Linked DNA regions of Mus musculus: region 1 is linked to region 2. The links are chromatin contacts, found by POLR2A ChIA-PET in ENCODE. All regions are on one chromosome and are shown on one strand. Each heading gives the region's core, a stretch centred on a gene start or an enhancer-like site at or near the end of the contact. The rest is flanking DNA. Distances are from core to core; before and after follow the strand shown. Region 1 holds the start of Sf1 (splicing factor 1). Region 2 holds the start of Tm7sf2 (transmembrane 7 superfamily member 2).

Region 1 (7,445 bases), core at 715-3,214, 300 kb before region 2:
ACAGAGCCCATCAGGCAGAAATATGAACCAGAAGGCAAGCAGTTCATGATAATTAAAACTAAACTGAAATCACCTAAATTTTTAAAAAGAAAGAAATCTCAGAGGTCAGAGAAAACAAGCAGCCATTTTAAAGATCCTCCTGTCAGGAAAGTTAAGGAACAGTTCACATTTAGTTCTTTTAAAACGAAAATACTAGAGAATGTAACAAGGAACACATTTCTTTTGTAGTGTTAACATCAGAGTTTTTGCATATATTGGGTAAGAGCTCTACCACTGATGCATATCTCCAACTCTTTGGATCTTTTGTTTGTTTTTTGAGACAGAAGTCCCTTTAGAGAACCCTGGCAGTCTTAAACTATGTAGACTGGCATCAAACTCAAAGCCCCACCTTCCTCTGCCTCCAGAGTGCTAGGATTAAAAGCATGAACCATCATGCCCTTGCTTCCAAGACTTAATGCACAGAAACCCAGAATCAGAAGTGTACAGATACATATTATCAATTCTGAATGCCTTAAAGGGCAGAAAAGAGGAAACTGGAATGAGGCCCACAAAGCATTGGAACTCAAGCTACAAGAGTACACAACAAATCTCTTGCTACACATTACTGTGGGAAACATGCCATCCTTCAATATGACCATTCTTACTCGTGGAAAGATCAGTTTTCCTGACCAGTGGACACTTGTCATCAGAACTCTGATTTATTACATTCTTCCCTACATTTACCACACAAGGTTTTCTACTTCTCAGATTACAGGCCCAGAGAAAAAGCCTTTTAAAACAGCACGGGGAAAGCTGGTCACTCTGAGAACCTTCTAGAAAACAAAAGGAGAAAACCTTTAATAAATGATCGAACTCAAGCATCCCTAGTAGCCTTCCGAACTCGCCTCACTGTGAAAGGAGACACTCCTGCCACGGGGCTGCTAAAAACCATCAAGGGAGCCACTCACACCACGTCGTCCCGTGGACCTGACTCTCCTGTCCTCCATAGCAGGAGCTCAGGGGGCAACAGGTGGCTTCTTCCAAAACTACCACAATTGCGCCACAAAGCCTGAACGCCTCACTGCGTCTGCGCGAAGAACGCTTCCTCCCGCCCTTCTGGTTCTCGCGGTGCGCGTGCGCAATCGAAGCCTCCCAAACCAGGCCGCGCGTTCCCCGTGGCGCGTCCGCCCGGGCCTCCCGTGCGCGCGCGCGCGTCCTCGCCGCGTCCAACCGCGGTGGCGTTGCCCCTCCGTCGGCCGGTTCGGTTCGCCCGACGACTCTCGCGCTCTATCGGCCCGACTCACCTCCGCCGCCACCGGGCTGGCCCGGCTGCTGGTCCTGGCGCGGAGGCGACCCTCGCTGAAAAGAGCGGCGGCGGCGCGGGGGCGGCTGCTATGGCGGGTACGAGGCCGGGGGCGGCGGCGGTGACGGCACCGCCGCTAAGGACAAGGCCGTGGTTAGGGCCCCCGGCAGCGGCGTCCCGAGCGCCAATAGGCTGGGCTTGAAGCTGCCTCTGGGCCCAGGAAGTGGGGAAAGGCCTGGTAGGCCCAGCTTACCCAGCGGCGTGGCGTTCGCTCCGGTCGCCATGGCGCCCCAGGGGACCGGCAGCAGCGGTTCCTCGTCCTCCGCGGCGACTTCTCCTTCACGAACCTTCCGGGAGCTGGAGGTGGGGGGGAGGGGACCCGACTACGCGGCTGAAGAGCGCGGGGAGCCCGTCCTCTCACGCGGCGGGCGGCGGCGGCGCCAGACGCACAAAGAGGGAGGAGAAAGGACGCCGCGGGGGCGGGCTCGGGGCGGAGGGGCCGCGGCCTGGATTGGGCCGGCCCGAGGTGAGGTCGGAGGCAGCGGCCTCCGATTGGTGGAGCACTGGCTCTTTTCAATATGGGTCGGGATTGGCCGAACCGTTAGGCCCGGCGACGAAATGGCGGCGGGGCCGGGGGAACTGGGAGGTGTCGCAGCGCGCACTCCTTGTTACTGCGCGGACTGAGGCCAGAGTGGCAGGGGAATAGGAGGGGGCAAAGTCTGTGACGTGAGAGAACGGCTAGCTCATTGGCTGAAACCGATGGAGGTAAGCGCCTCGGCGTCGTAGTGCCACACGATTGGCTGAAACGATTCCCCTCCCCCAGGAGCCAGCCGCTCGAGAATGGAGAAAGCCGGGAGGAGAAGCCGGAACCAAGGCGGAGAGCAGGGGTGCGCATGCGTAGGGAGGGCACGCGTGTCCCCGCCCCCTTCCCCAGAGGGGCGGAACGGAGGCCTTAAGTGACGTTAGTCATTGTGCTAGAGGTAACTAGGGACCGCGGCGAAGGGGCGGGCTCGAGCTGACGAACAGGATACGTCGAAGCTGCAGGTAGAGTAGAGAAAGACTTCCTGTTTTCTCTGAAAAATAGTGTTACGAAATGGCTCAAAACTAGGGTAGTTGGTGGGTGTATTTAAAGACTTTATTTCATTCCGGTACAAGGTAGCCAAGTAGCCTGTCACCCGAGAACTTGAAAGGCTGAGACAGGAGAGCTGACATGAGTTTGGGGCTAACCTGGGGTACAGTATATCTGTCTCAAAAAATCCAGGTTCAATGGCACATACTAACTCTTGTAAAGGAAAAGTCAGGCGCTCCAAGTCCTTCTTGGAGAGGGGAGAGAAAGTCATTTCAAAAGTTAGTCTAAAAGTGTGCACTTCCAGGGAAATCTCAATGCGTTGGAAATTTGTTTCGGGTACCTTAAAATTACCCATAAAAATGGTAGGGAACTTGTAAATGAGACTGAGGCCAAACATTCCTTCCCATGAAATAAACATGAGAGTAATGAAACAGGTTAGCACAACATAATAGAACTGGGGATAGATAGGGTTCTCACAGAGAGGTTATTTAGACCCAGTAGGGGAAACAGTGTTTAATATGTAATTAGAGTGGCTAGAGAAATAGCAGATAAGACCAGGCACTGGCTACTCTTCCAGAGTCCCAGGTTGGATTCCTAGAACCTAAATGGTGACTCACAACCATCCGTAACTTCAGTCCCAGGATATCAGAACCCTCTTCTGGCCTCACAGGCACTGCATATATATGGTGCACAGACTTATATGCAGACAAAACACCCATATACATAAGACTAAGTAATCTTTTAAAATGATGTAGAAAAGTAGACATGTAGACAACAGAAGGTTTGGAGTAATCTAGGAATAAAGAGACTACAAAGATAAGAAACTCAAGTATGGTGGATGGTACAAGTCAACAGACTATGACAGGTAGGGAGGAAATGGCCATAGAACAGAGAAAGAGCAAATGTCTGGGCAGAAAATACAATTGAGTGGTAGAACCTAGCACATGTAACTCCCAGATTACATCAGCAGACATGTGAAAGTAGAAAAGCCAACTGTAATACCCAAGAAACCTATCAACCTAAGCAGAGGAGGGGCCAGCTCGGCAGTTAAGAGTGCTGGACAGCAGGGCGGTGGTGGCGCACGCCTTTAATCCCAGCACTCGGGAGGCAGAGGCAGGAGGATTTCTGAGTTTGAGGCCAGCCTGGTCTACAGAGTGAGTTCCAGGATAGCCAGGGCTACACAGAGAAACCCTGTCTGGAAAAACAAAACAAACAAAAAAAAAGAGTGCTGGATACTCTTCCACACCAACTAACAACCATCTCACTTCTGTTCCAGAGGATCGTGACTCCCTGTTCTGACACCTCAGGCACTGCTCTTACTGCTGATGTACAAACATACATGTAGATAAAACACTTATACACATTAAAATAATCTCTAAAGACTTAACAACGACAACAAAAGCCCCACAGTAGTAGAATACTTGCTTAGTATGGCCAAGGGCCTCGGTTCAGTCCCAAATACTGAAAACCATTATGTAGCTGGCCAGAGCAGGCTGTGGAAGTTTGAATGAGAGTGGACCCCTTAGACTTATTTGAATGCTTAACCCCAGTTAGTAGATCTATTTGGGAAGGATTTGGAGACATGGTCTTGTTGGAGGAGGTCTATCACTGTGGGTAATTTCAAAAGCCCACACCAGGCCTAGTCTCTTGTCTGTCTCCGTCTTTCTGCTGATTCAGTGTAAATTCTCAGCTACTACAACAGAAGCTGCCTGCTTCCTGCCGCCATGCTCCCCACCAAGGTTGCCATGGGCTCACCCTCTGAACTGTAAGCAATAAGCTCTCTCTCCTCTAACTTTCCTGGGTCACAGCAATAAAAAAGTAAGTGATGGTGGAGGCATAGCATGGGAACTCTTGGAACCTTGATCAATCATGGCACTAGGAATGTCAAGGAGCACTCAGGCCATGGTCTGTCCACAGCCTGTATCCACCATGGCTTCCTGCCCATCCAGAGATAGGACTGCACACCAGACCCACTGTGCTTCGGGGTGAGTGTGGTGCTCTGGAAAATGTGCAGGCTGCCAGTGAACTCTCCTCTGTCGGGAGAGGTAACTGAAATCAAAGAAACACTTGCAGAAAACCTAGGGCTTCTGCACAAATCCGTGAAGGGAGTTGGCTGATCAACATGACACTGTGTGATTGTTCAGAGCTGGGTGAACTAATGAGTGAAGAAGGATAAGAAATAATGAAATCCACTGAAGAGTGACCATGGCACCACATACCCCAAATCAGTGGGAGGTGACCTGCTCTAACATACTTGTCTTAAATAAGTAGAGGATAGAAGGCTTGAGAGAACTTTTAGCAGTACTGATGGAAAAGAAACCATTCTTGACAATACTACTTAAGGAAAAAAAACCCAACTTGCTAATGGGTGCAGGTAAGCACTGTGTACATATTTTCATAATACAGCAGATACATATTTAGACTAGGGATTTAGCTCCAGTCTTGAGAATTCATGAGATCATCTATGGGAAAAAGTAATTATAAAGTTGGATTTGATGACAAGCCACTGTTTTAATTCCAGCACTCCACAGACAGAATTCAAGGCCAGCCTGATGTATGTAACAAGTTCCAGGCCAGCAAGAGTTACATGATGAGACCCTACCCAGTGATTGTAAGAATTCCAAAATTCAGGATAACAATGCTGTAAGTCTTACATAATATTCTAATCCACCCATATCTATCCCTGGGTTTAGGTCAAGAGACTTCATGTACCTTCTCATTGGAAACAGTGTCAGATGAAGGACAGTGCTGTCTTCCTTTTACCATGTGCAGCAGTGATGGCTGCTGGGTTTACAGTGGAGCACCAACTCTGCAGCACAGCAGGAAATGAAACAATCATCCTGCCGAGTCAGGACAGAATGACGCCCTGGTAGGGACAGAATGACACCTTGGTAGGGACAGAATGGCATGGCTCTGGCCCTGGGACAGGGCCAGCAGGTATGGGCTTAAGACTTGTTTGTATAATAATGTACATATTTTTACATTTCTCTGAGGAATGTCCTCCCTGCTAACAACATTAATAACTCCATGATAACCAGAGACAGCATGAGTCTGGGAGGTCTCAGCATATTGGTAAAAGCTGGGACCTTTAGGACAGCCCTTAAGGCTGTGGAAAAGAACTCTAAAAACATGAGTTTGAAAATATATAATTTCTCAACTATGCAAAAATACAAGGATGTAATATGAATTGCATAAGGGGCTTCACAGATCTAAAGGAACAGAGGCAGCTGAACTGTGAGACAGCTTGTGAGGAAGACACTAAGGAAATAAAGAGTGGTGATCGAAAGCTGAGATCACACTCAGCTAAGTTTGGGTTTTGTTTTGTTTTCTGTTTAGGCTTACAAATACACGCAGTTTCCTGAGCTCAGGGTCAGCCTGGGACAGAGATAGTTTAGGTCCAGGTGTGGTCAGAATGGCACTCTCAGGGTAAGATTACTCTCAGGGTAAAGCTAGAATTACAAAGGCAGGCCGATCTCTGAATTCTTTTGCAATGTTTAAAAAAAAAAAGTACTTGTTATTCTTTTCCTAAGAATCAAAGAGCCTGGGTTATAGGATGCTGGTTCATAGGATAATCTAGAATAAAGAACTGAATGTGTAAATAAAAAATTGGATTTTTGGTCTGCATGACCCAAGCTAGCAGAAAGTGGCAGCAGTCCTTCTTTAGAATGTTTTCTCTCGCGAGAACTGAGTGTCTGGAAATCTCGAGAGAGTGAAAGCAGCTCTTCTGACAGGGTTTCTGATTGTACTTGGAAAAATCCATGGAGCACGAACATAGCTCTTTTAGAATTTTTTGGTCAGAAATCCCAAGAATTACTGACACAGTCTTTTAGAATGTTTCCCTAGCAGCTATCGATAGAAGGCTGTCTGAAGAGTGATCATAGCTCTTTTACCATTTTTTCAGGCTTTCTGATTTTGATCAGAAAACCCAAGAGTTACTTTAGAATTTTTCTAACAGGATTTCTGACTTAGTCAGAAAATCCAAGAATTATTTTTATAGCAGTTTTTCTGACTTCAGAAAGCCCATGAGCTATCCAGAGAGTTTTTAGAATTTTTACTAGCAGAGAGAGCTGTCTCAACCACGGTTTTTACATGGGGCGGGGGGGACTGTCTAAAGAGCAGAACACACACACACACAGAGAGAGAGAGAGAGAGAGAGAGAGGGAGAGGGAGAGAACGAACAGAGTCTGGGAAGCCATCTCAGCAGAACTTGGCGGCCAGCTTGGACCCACAGTTTAACTTCGAGTTGTTTCTTTTCACTACTTCCAAACACTCCTCTCAGAATCCAGACCTAGCTGGTGCTGGTCCTTGGCATCATCCTCTTCAGAAGACATAAACCAAGGCAGGATAATTATGAGTTTGAAGCTATACACTATATAGTTAGGCCTCATCTAAAAGAAAAACCTAATTCAGGAAATGGCAAAAAGACCAAGGAGCGCGGCTCGGTTCCCTAATCCCGGCACTGGAGCTCAGGCTGGGGGACCTATCTCAGGAAGTGGGGTGGGAAACTGAGGAGAAGGCTCAGGAGCTCAGAATAGGAATTGCTCTTGCAGAGGACTGAGCTTGGTTCCCAGCTTCCATGTGAAGTAGCTCACAACTGCCTGTAACTTCTGCCCCATCAGGCACTACACTCACGTGCACATATCTACATGTGGATATATACACATCATTAAAAATAGTAAAAACTAAGCCCGGCGTGGTGGCGCACACCTTTAATCCCAGCACTTGGGAGGCAGAGGCAGGCAGATTTCTGAGTTCGAGGCCAGCCTGGTCTACAGCGTGAGTTCCAGGACAGGCAGGGCTACACAGAGAAACCCTGTCTCGAAAAACCAAAAAAAAAAAGTAAAACCTGTGCTTGGCAGTGGTGGCACAAGCCTTTAATCCCAGCACTTGGGGGGCAGAGGCAGGCAGATCTGAGTTGGAGACCAACCTGGTCTACAGAGTAAGTTCCAGGACTACACAGAAAAAAAAAAAATCTTATGTTTACAAGACAAATATGAATAAATAAAATAATAAAAAGAAAAACCAGGGGGAAGGTGGCTCAGTGGTTAAGAGCACTGGCTGTTCTTCCAGAGGACCTTGGTTCAACTCCCAGCA
Region 2 (7,861 bases), core at 1,585-4,084:
AGCGAGTGGCCCGGGAGCGCCTGAGCCACCATCTGCAGGGTCTGAAGGCTGCCTTCCTGAGCTCCCTGACGGATGTTCGCCAGGCCCTGGCAGCACCTCGCCTAGCGGGGAAGGAGGGCCCCAGCCTGGCTGAGTTGCTGGCCAATGTGGCCAGCTCCATCCTAAGCCACATCAAGACGTCACTGGCTTCTGTGCATCTCTTTACCGCCAAGGAGGTGTCCTTCTCCAATAAGCCCTACTTCAGGGTATGCTGTCCTTTGGCTTTGCTTATTCGTTCTGCTGACTGGCCCTCCAGCAGCCTTTTACTAGTGTTTGGGGAGCCCTGGGACATGTCACCAGCCCCACACAATACTGTCTCAAGTACTCTGCGTGTGGAGTCACATTCTCAGGAGGCAGTCTGGAGGAGAAAATGCTATGCAGCCGGGCTAAAGCTAGAAGGGTACCAGGGACCTCACTGCTGCCAGCCTTACCACCGAGGCTCGGAAGCAGGGTGGGGTGGCCTGTGGAGGAGGGTTAAGGCAAAGAGGGAGGAATAGCCCTGTGCTCTGACTTTGCTGAGCCTCTCCATCCTATGAGAAAGGACGTGGTAAATCTGGGCTTCCCTTCACAGGGCGAGTTCTGCAGCCAGGGAGTTCGTGAGGGCCTCATCGTGGGTTTCATCCGCTCCATGTGCCAGACAGCCCAGAGCTTCTGTGACAGCCCTGGAGAAAAGGGAGGTGCCACGCCGCCTGCCCTGCTCCTGCTGCTCTCTCGCCTCTGCCTGGATTATGAGACAGCCACCATCTCCTACATCCTCACACTCACTGATGAACAGTTTCTGGTGCAGGTGAAGTGGCTCAGGAGAGGGGAAAGGGCATGATGCTGTCAACACAGGAACCAGACTGGTGGTCTGCACTCATCTCAGCCTCAGTTTCCCAAGATTTGCTCACCTCCTCATTGGTGGTGGTTTCTGGTCTGTCTCTAATACCTGCAACCTTTGTCCTCTGCTTTTGTGACTTAGGACCAGTCTCCCGTTACACCCGTGAGCACACTGTGTGCAGAGGCCAGAGAGACAGCACGGCGGCTGCTGACTCACTATGTGAAGGTGCAAGGCCTGGTCATATCCCAGATGCTACGTAAGAGTGTGGAGACCCGGGACTGGCTCAGTACTCTGGAGCCTAGGAACGTGCGTGCTGTCATGAAGCGTGTGGTGGAGGACACTACAGCTATTGATGTCCAGGTGCTGCCACAGGCCGGCTGCTGGAACCCCAATGCATGCTGGATTCCAAGGACCAAGACAAAAGGGGTCTGGCTGTACCCATGTCGTGCCACTAGAAGCCTCATTTCATACCTGTGGGATGTGCAGGCCCAAAGTCACCCAAAAAGCTGAAGCAGGGATGAGCTAAAAACTGGGTTTCAGACTAGGTTTTCCCTGCCTTGCTCCCACTCCCCTGATTGTGTAGGTGGTGACCATACCTAGGATTCTTCAACCAGCAGAGAGGGGAGGTTTTGTCAGTAACCATGCTCTGACCTTGCAGCGCATCTTTTCTCCCCCAGGTGGGGCTCCTGTATGAAGAGGGTGTCCGGAAGGCCCAGAGCAGTGACTCAAGCAAAAGGACTTTCTCTGTGTACAGCAGCTCCCGGCAGCAGGGCCGCTATGCACCCAGCTACACACCCAGGTCAGGCTGCTAGGAGCCTCCCTGAGAGACAGAAGAGGGAGGCTGGGCAGAGTGGCCTCTCACTCTTTCTTTCCCCCTTCCAGTGCTCCCATGGACACAAACCTCCTGAGCAATATTCAGAAGCTGTTCTCTGAACGGATCGATGTGTTCAGCCCCGTGGAATTCAACAAGGTCTGAAGTACCTTCTCCTCTACATCCCAGGGGAAGGGTGGCTCCCACACTAACCCAGAGAGCCCTAGGACCACATCTGAGCAGAATTAAAGATCACTTTACGTAATCTCTGTCTCTAGGTCCAGAGCAAAACCACCTTGTCCACACTTTACTCTCCAAACTAGTCTTTAGTCATCGGGGGTTCCCACTCATATCTTGATCTCTGCCCCTCCGAAGCCCAAGCTCAGCAATATCTTTCCTCCATTTTACTTTGTAGTCAGTGGTGACTGCTGCCCATCGTATTCATGAGGCCCCATCTCTGATCTGACCACCGGGGTTTACCTGCCCTCGCCTTTATGGTGGCAACATTGCATTGTTCCCTTCTTAGCTGAGCCCTAGAAATTTCTGTCTTTATCTCCCTTGCCTCTGCTCAGAATTTGGATGTATCCTCCTCCCCAAAAGACGGCAATCCTGAGCTGCATCCCTGTGTCCACCTGCAGGTGTCGGTGCTGACTGGCATCATTAAGATCAGCTTGAAGACACTACTGGAGTGTGTGCGCCTACGCACCTTTGGGCGCTTTGGGCTGCAGCAGGTGCAGGTGGACTGCCACTTCCTGCAGCTTTACTTGTGGCGCTTTGTGGCTGATGAGGAGCTAGTGCACCTGCTGCTGGACGAAGTAGTAGCCTCAGCTGCTCTGCGCTGTCCCGACCCAGTGCCCATGGAACCTAGTGTTGTCGAGGTCATCTGCGAGCGCGGCTAGAATCTGCCAACGAGTCGCGTAGTAGCCCTATCGCCCTGTCCTCCCTGTGCCCTGTTCTCATCCTAGAGGCCCTTCCCCGCTGGCGGGTTCATGGATCCTTCTAATAAACTTATGTGTCCTCCTCCTTCCTCTTGCCTGCAGGGGCGGGACCCGCCCGGGTTGGGTTTCAGTGCCGAAGCTTCTGAGGCGCCAGCATGGGGCCCGCCTCCCAGCGCTGATTGGCTACTGTGCTGGGCCCAGGGTGGGCAGAGGGCGCGTCCATTTAAAGATCAATGAACAAGAGCAGCAGCTTTTCCACCTCCGTGTCTGATGCAGAGCCATAACCCGGCATGGGGCGGTTTGTGTTTCCTTGATCGACTTTTGTGAACCATTGTTCCCCGGCAAAGCAGAGATCATGACTTCTCGTGAGGCCTCCCAGGCCCCACTGGAATTCGGGGGGCCGTTGGGTAAATGGGAAGGTTTGGGGTGGAGGCTGACCTGATGCCACTTAACGGGAGCAGGATAGGATACGAGCTCTATAGAAGGCTCGGAGCAGAAGGATCCGGTGCGCGGGTGTCGGGGTGTCTGCAGAAGAGGAGGGAGTGCTGACAGCAGCACAGCGGGGAGTTTGTGTAATGAAAGACAGTTGGGAGAGCAGGATGGTCTTTGGGAATGCCAGAGGGCAGAGGAACAAGATGAAAATTAAGATAGGAGTATGGCGCTGGGAAACTGCTAAGCAGGCAGGTGACTCAAGGCGCCCGAGGACTTGAGAGAGCTCTTGGGAGCAGTCACGCTACACAGTGGCCCTCTTTCCAGGCGTCGCGGCTTTACTGATCCTGCTGCCTGCCACCATGTTCCACCTGCTCCTGGCGGCTCGCTCGGGCCCGGCGCGCCTCCTGGCCCTACCGGCCTATCTGCCTGGGCTGGAGGAGCTGTGGAGCCCATGGGCTCTGCTGCTATTGTTCATCTGGCTCGGCCTGCAGGTGGCGCTCTATTTGCTGCCTGCACGCAAGGTGTGTGATCTGTTTTAACACACCAGGGAGGAGGGTGCAGGGAGGGCTGGAGCCTGGGAAGTCATCCCCAGCTCTTATAAAACCTGCCCTGTACCCGCAGGTGGCCGAAGGCCTGGAACTGAAGGACAAGAGTCGCCTGCGCTACCCTATTAATGGTGACTGGGGTTCCCCCCCCTCCCTGAATCGCAGTTAACATGGGTTGGGGTGGGTTCCAAGGGTGGTGGGAGGTTTATGGACCAGCTCTGATGACATGTTTGTGCCCTTATGGGAACCTCGCCGTGCATCTACCTCTTTTGCTACTACTCAGCTCCAGGCCAATGGCCAATGTTCTCCCAGAACTGCGTGTGTGTGTGTGTGTGTGTGTGTGTGTGTGTGTTGGCTTTGGAAGTATGCAAGCCACCCCAGGGCTCACTCTGTGCTGTGGTTCAGGCTTCCAGGCTCTGGTGCTAACAGCCCTGTTGATGGGGCTGGGGGTGTCAGTGGGGCTGCCCCTGGGGGCACTCCCTGGAATGCTCCTGCCCTTGGCCTTTGCGACCACTCTCACCAGCTTTATCTTCAGCCTCCTCCTCTATGCGAAGGCTTTGGTAGCTCCTGCCTCAGCCCTGGCTCCTGGGGGAAACTCAGGTGAGAAGGGTCCCAGTGAGGTAGGGATGAGGTAGGTGGGATGCATGCATACCTGGTGTGCCTTCACCTTCTGTTGTTCCCCAGGAAATTCCATGTATGACTTCTTTCTTGGACGGGAGCTGAACCCTCGCCTCGGTTCCTTTGACTTCAAATATTTCTGTGAGCTGAGACCTGGCCTCATTGGCTGGGTATGCTGACATGCTGGACTTAATTCTGCTGGACTTGGGCCAGGAGAAGAGCAGAGTGGGCTAGCATTGCTGGGTGGGCAGCAATCATTCATTCATTCATTTGCCAATATGTTGCTGTGTTATGAACCTATGGTTTTGCTTTAATAGAACAAGAGGGTTTTTAATATAAAATCTTGAGAGAGAGAGAGAGAGAGCGCGCGCATTTGGCTTATGTACATAAAGCCCTAGATTCCAACCCTAGCACCACAAAACTAAATCTATACCACAGTGATGACAGGCTGTATGGGGGAGCAAAGCAGGCAGCGAGCTGGGAAAGCAGGTGCAGCTTCGGATGTAGCGGCCAAATATAAAATCAACTTCAAAGACAGCTAAGGAGAAGCTTGAAGGACCAGGCAACTGCCTCCAGGGATTGTCAGATTTAACACCTTGTTTGTCATTGGTGGCCTTGACAACAGGCCAGCTGTTCTTGTGTTAAGATCACATGTACATGGGGTACATGGGTGGTGGCCAAGAGCTCCAAAGGGGCTCAGGCAAGGTCCTGCCTTCACTGTAGAGGCAGGAGTGCCCATGTCCACTGAATCTGAGTTTGGATTTGGTTTAGTTTTGAAACAGGTCTCACTCGGATAGTCCAGACTAGTCTCAAAATCAAGGTTCCTTCTACTTCCCTCAGCTAATCAAGTAACTAGGATTACAGTTACTACAATCCCACCAGGCCTAGTCCCAACATTAATCGGAGACTGGCCTGTCAACATATATGCCAGAATATAAGGTTATTTTCTCACTCATAAAACAGGATTGAATGAAATTTTCTTCTACAATTTCCTGTGAGGGCTGGGTGTAGTAGGGCATGCCTTTGATCCCAGCACTCCAGAGGCAATAGCAGGCAGATCTCTGTGAGTTCAAGGCCAGCCTGGTCTATATGGTTCCAAATCAACCAAAGCTACTTAGTGAAACTCTCTCTCTCTCTCTCTCTCTCTCTCTCTCTCACTCTCTCTCTCAAGAAAATACCACATCAGTATTACTGAAGAAACTACACTATTCAGGCCACTGGAGCTACTAGAAAGAGAGTCTAAAGCCAGGCAGTGGTGGTGCACACCCTTAATCCAGCACTTTGGCAGAGACAGGTGGATCTCTGAGTTCGAAGCTAGCCTGGTCTACAGAAAAAGTTTCAGGACAGCGAGGGATACACAAAGAAACCCTGACTTATTTATATTTTTTAAAGATGTATTTGATTTATATGAGTACACTGTAGCTGTTTCCAGACACACCAGAAGAGGGCATCAGATCTCTTTACAGATGGTTGTGAGCCACCATGTGGTTACTGGGAATTGAGCTCATGATCTTTGGAAGAGCAGTCAGTGCTCTTATCCACTGAGCCATCTCTCCAGCCCACCCCTTTTAAAAAAATATTTATTTATTTATTAAAGTACACTGTAGCTATCTTTAGACACTCTAGAAGAGGGCGACAGAACTTGTTATGGATGGTTGTGAACCACCATGTGGTTGCTGGGAATTAAACTCATGACCTTTGGAAGAGGTCATCTCTCCAGCCCCAAACTCTGACTTATAAAGAAGATGACAAAAAGGAGGAGGAGGAGGGGGGCCAGGTGGTGGTGTCGCACGCCTTTAATCCCAGCACTTGGGAGGCAGAGACAGGTGGATTTCTGAGTTCGAGGCCAGCCTGGTCTACAAAGTGAGTTCCAGGACAGCCAAGACTATACAGAGAAACCCTGTCTCGGAAAAAAAAAAAAAAAAAAAAGGGAGGAGGAGGAGGAAGAGGGTACAAAATTTAGGTTCATAATAAGCCAATTCTTAGCTCTACAAACATATTAGTGTTCCAACAAGAACTCAAGGCGGGGCCCTGATTACTCCTGTTTCCATATGGCAGTGGGGACGTGAGTTTTAGCAAAGAGACATATTCTGCCCAAGTGATAAAGCTCAGATTCCAAGGCAGGAGTTTTAAGTCAAGGCAGAGTCGCAATCCAGTGTGTCTCGAGTACACGACCTGGATCCATTCAACATGTGAGCGGGCAGCTGGAAGGAGGGCGAGGTCGGCACTGTTCTACCCAGATGCTCCACTTCAGACAATGGCCCTGTCCTCACTTCCTTTAGGTTTTCATTAACCTGGCCCTGCTGATGCAGGAGGCAGAGCTTCGGGGGAGTCCTTCCCTGGCTATGTGGCTGGTCAATGGCTTCCAGTTGCTGTATGTGGGTGATGCCCTCTGGTATGAGGTGAGACTGGATTGGAGAGCAAGAGGCAAGCAGGGGATCTTGAGGATGTCATCTGGACTAAGCCAGTATCTGGGTCATGTTCCTGCAGGAGTCTGTCCTCACCACCATGGACATAATACATGATGGTTTTGGCTTCATGCTGGTCTTTGGAGATCTAGCTTGGGTACCATTCACCTACAGCCTGCAGGCCCAGTTCCTGTTGTACCATCCACAGCCTCTGGGGTTGCCCATGGCCTTGCTCATCTGCCTCCTTAAGGGTCAGTAGGAGGGCCCTTCATTTCCCCTTCCCCTTCTATTCATGCTTTATTCAGTACCCCTCAGGTAGGGCCTAGGCTCTGACGCTTCTCTAAAGCTGGAAGCCAGCTCCTGGGTATCATAGCAGAGCCTGGGATTTGGACAGGCTTTGGTCAGGGTTAGGCAAAAGGCTGGGACTCCTACCTCACCACCTGCTCGTACCGTACCTTCCCTCAGTTATTGGTTACTACATCTTCCGAGGGGCCAACTCCCAGAAAAACACATTCAGGAAGAATCCTTCTGACCCCAGCGTGGCTGGTAAGCTGGGTCTCTTAGAGGTTATGGGTGAGATGAACCAGGAAGGCTCTGTGGTTCCGTTTCATTAGCTGTATTTCTAGGTCTTGAGACCATCCCGACTGCCACGGGGAGGCAGCTGCTGGTGTCTGGGTGGTGGGGTATGGTTCGACACCCCAACTACCTGGGAGATCTCATCATGGCTCTGGCATGGTCTTTGCCCTGTGGTGAGTGGGTTTTGGAGTAGGTCGGTGTGCCTGGTGGGAGGACTGACTAATCAGTTAATGGAGGTGGACACAAAACCTATGACCCGACACCCTGTGTGCCATCAGCTGTGAAAGCTTTTATATGAAATGGGTGCTAGTGCCTGATCATGCAGCCCCTTCCCACCAGGGCTATCCCATGGGTCCCTTCCCTCCAGGGCTATCCCATGGGTCCCTTCCCTCCAGGGCTATCCCATGGGTCCCTTCCCTCCAGGGCTATCCCATCTGCTGCCCTACTTCTACGTCCTCTACTTCACTGCACTGCTGGTGCACCGCGAGGCCAGAGATGAGCAGCAGTGCCTCCAAAAGTATGGCCGTGCCTGGCAGGAGTACTGCAAGCGTGTGCCTTACCGAATCATACCCTATGTCTACTGAAGCAGGTCCACCTAAGAGGTTGAAAGCAAGAGGAAGCCACTGCTTCCAGAAGGAAAGTATTTTTCCCTGTTGAATAAATGTTTTCAACCT

What was found. ChIA-PET counts read pairs that join two places held with the same protein, here RNA polymerase II (POLR2A).
Region 1: POLR2A ChIA-PET joins it to region 2 with 17 read pairs in embryonic stem cell. The contact joins the promoter of Sf1 here to the promoter of Tm7sf2 in region 2. POLR2A ChIA-PET finds 5 or more read pairs at or near these places in 3 of 5 experiments (Patski and embryonic stem cell).

What each region holds. Positions count from the first base shown.
Region 1 is chr19:6,358,209-6,365,653 of GRCm38, reverse strand. Sf1 (splicing factor 1) reads right to left here and starts at 1,964. Exons shown (of 13, transcript NM_001110791.1): 1 at 1,536-1,964. The coding sequence starts at 1,566. Gm14966 (predicted gene 14966) reads left to right here and starts at 1,944. Exons shown (of 3, transcript NR_168058.1): 1 at 1,944-2,047; 2 at 4,873-4,994. It overlaps LOC115489080 (a small nuclear RNA gene), which reads left to right and starts at 6,221; the gene lies at 6,221-6,280.
Region 2 is chr19:6,062,823-6,070,683 of GRCm38, reverse strand. It overlaps Tm7sf2 (transmembrane 7 superfamily member 2), which reads left to right and starts at 2,834. Exons shown (of 10, transcript NM_028454.2): 1 at 2,834-3,015; 2 at 3,365-3,561; 3 at 3,662-3,716; 4 at 3,991-4,185; 5 at 4,270-4,373; 6 at 6,486-6,605; 7 at 6,694-6,862; 8 at 7,077-7,157; 9 at 7,238-7,360; 10 at 7,611-7,861. The coding sequence starts at 2,964. The coding sequence ends at 7,771. It overlaps Vps51 (VPS51 GARP complex subunit), which reads left to right. Exons shown (of 10, transcript NM_001081041.1): 5 at 1-245; 6 at 611-826; 7 at 1,001-1,219; 8 at 1,537-1,658; 9 at 1,742-1,829; 10 at 2,309-2,842. The coding sequence ends at 2,569.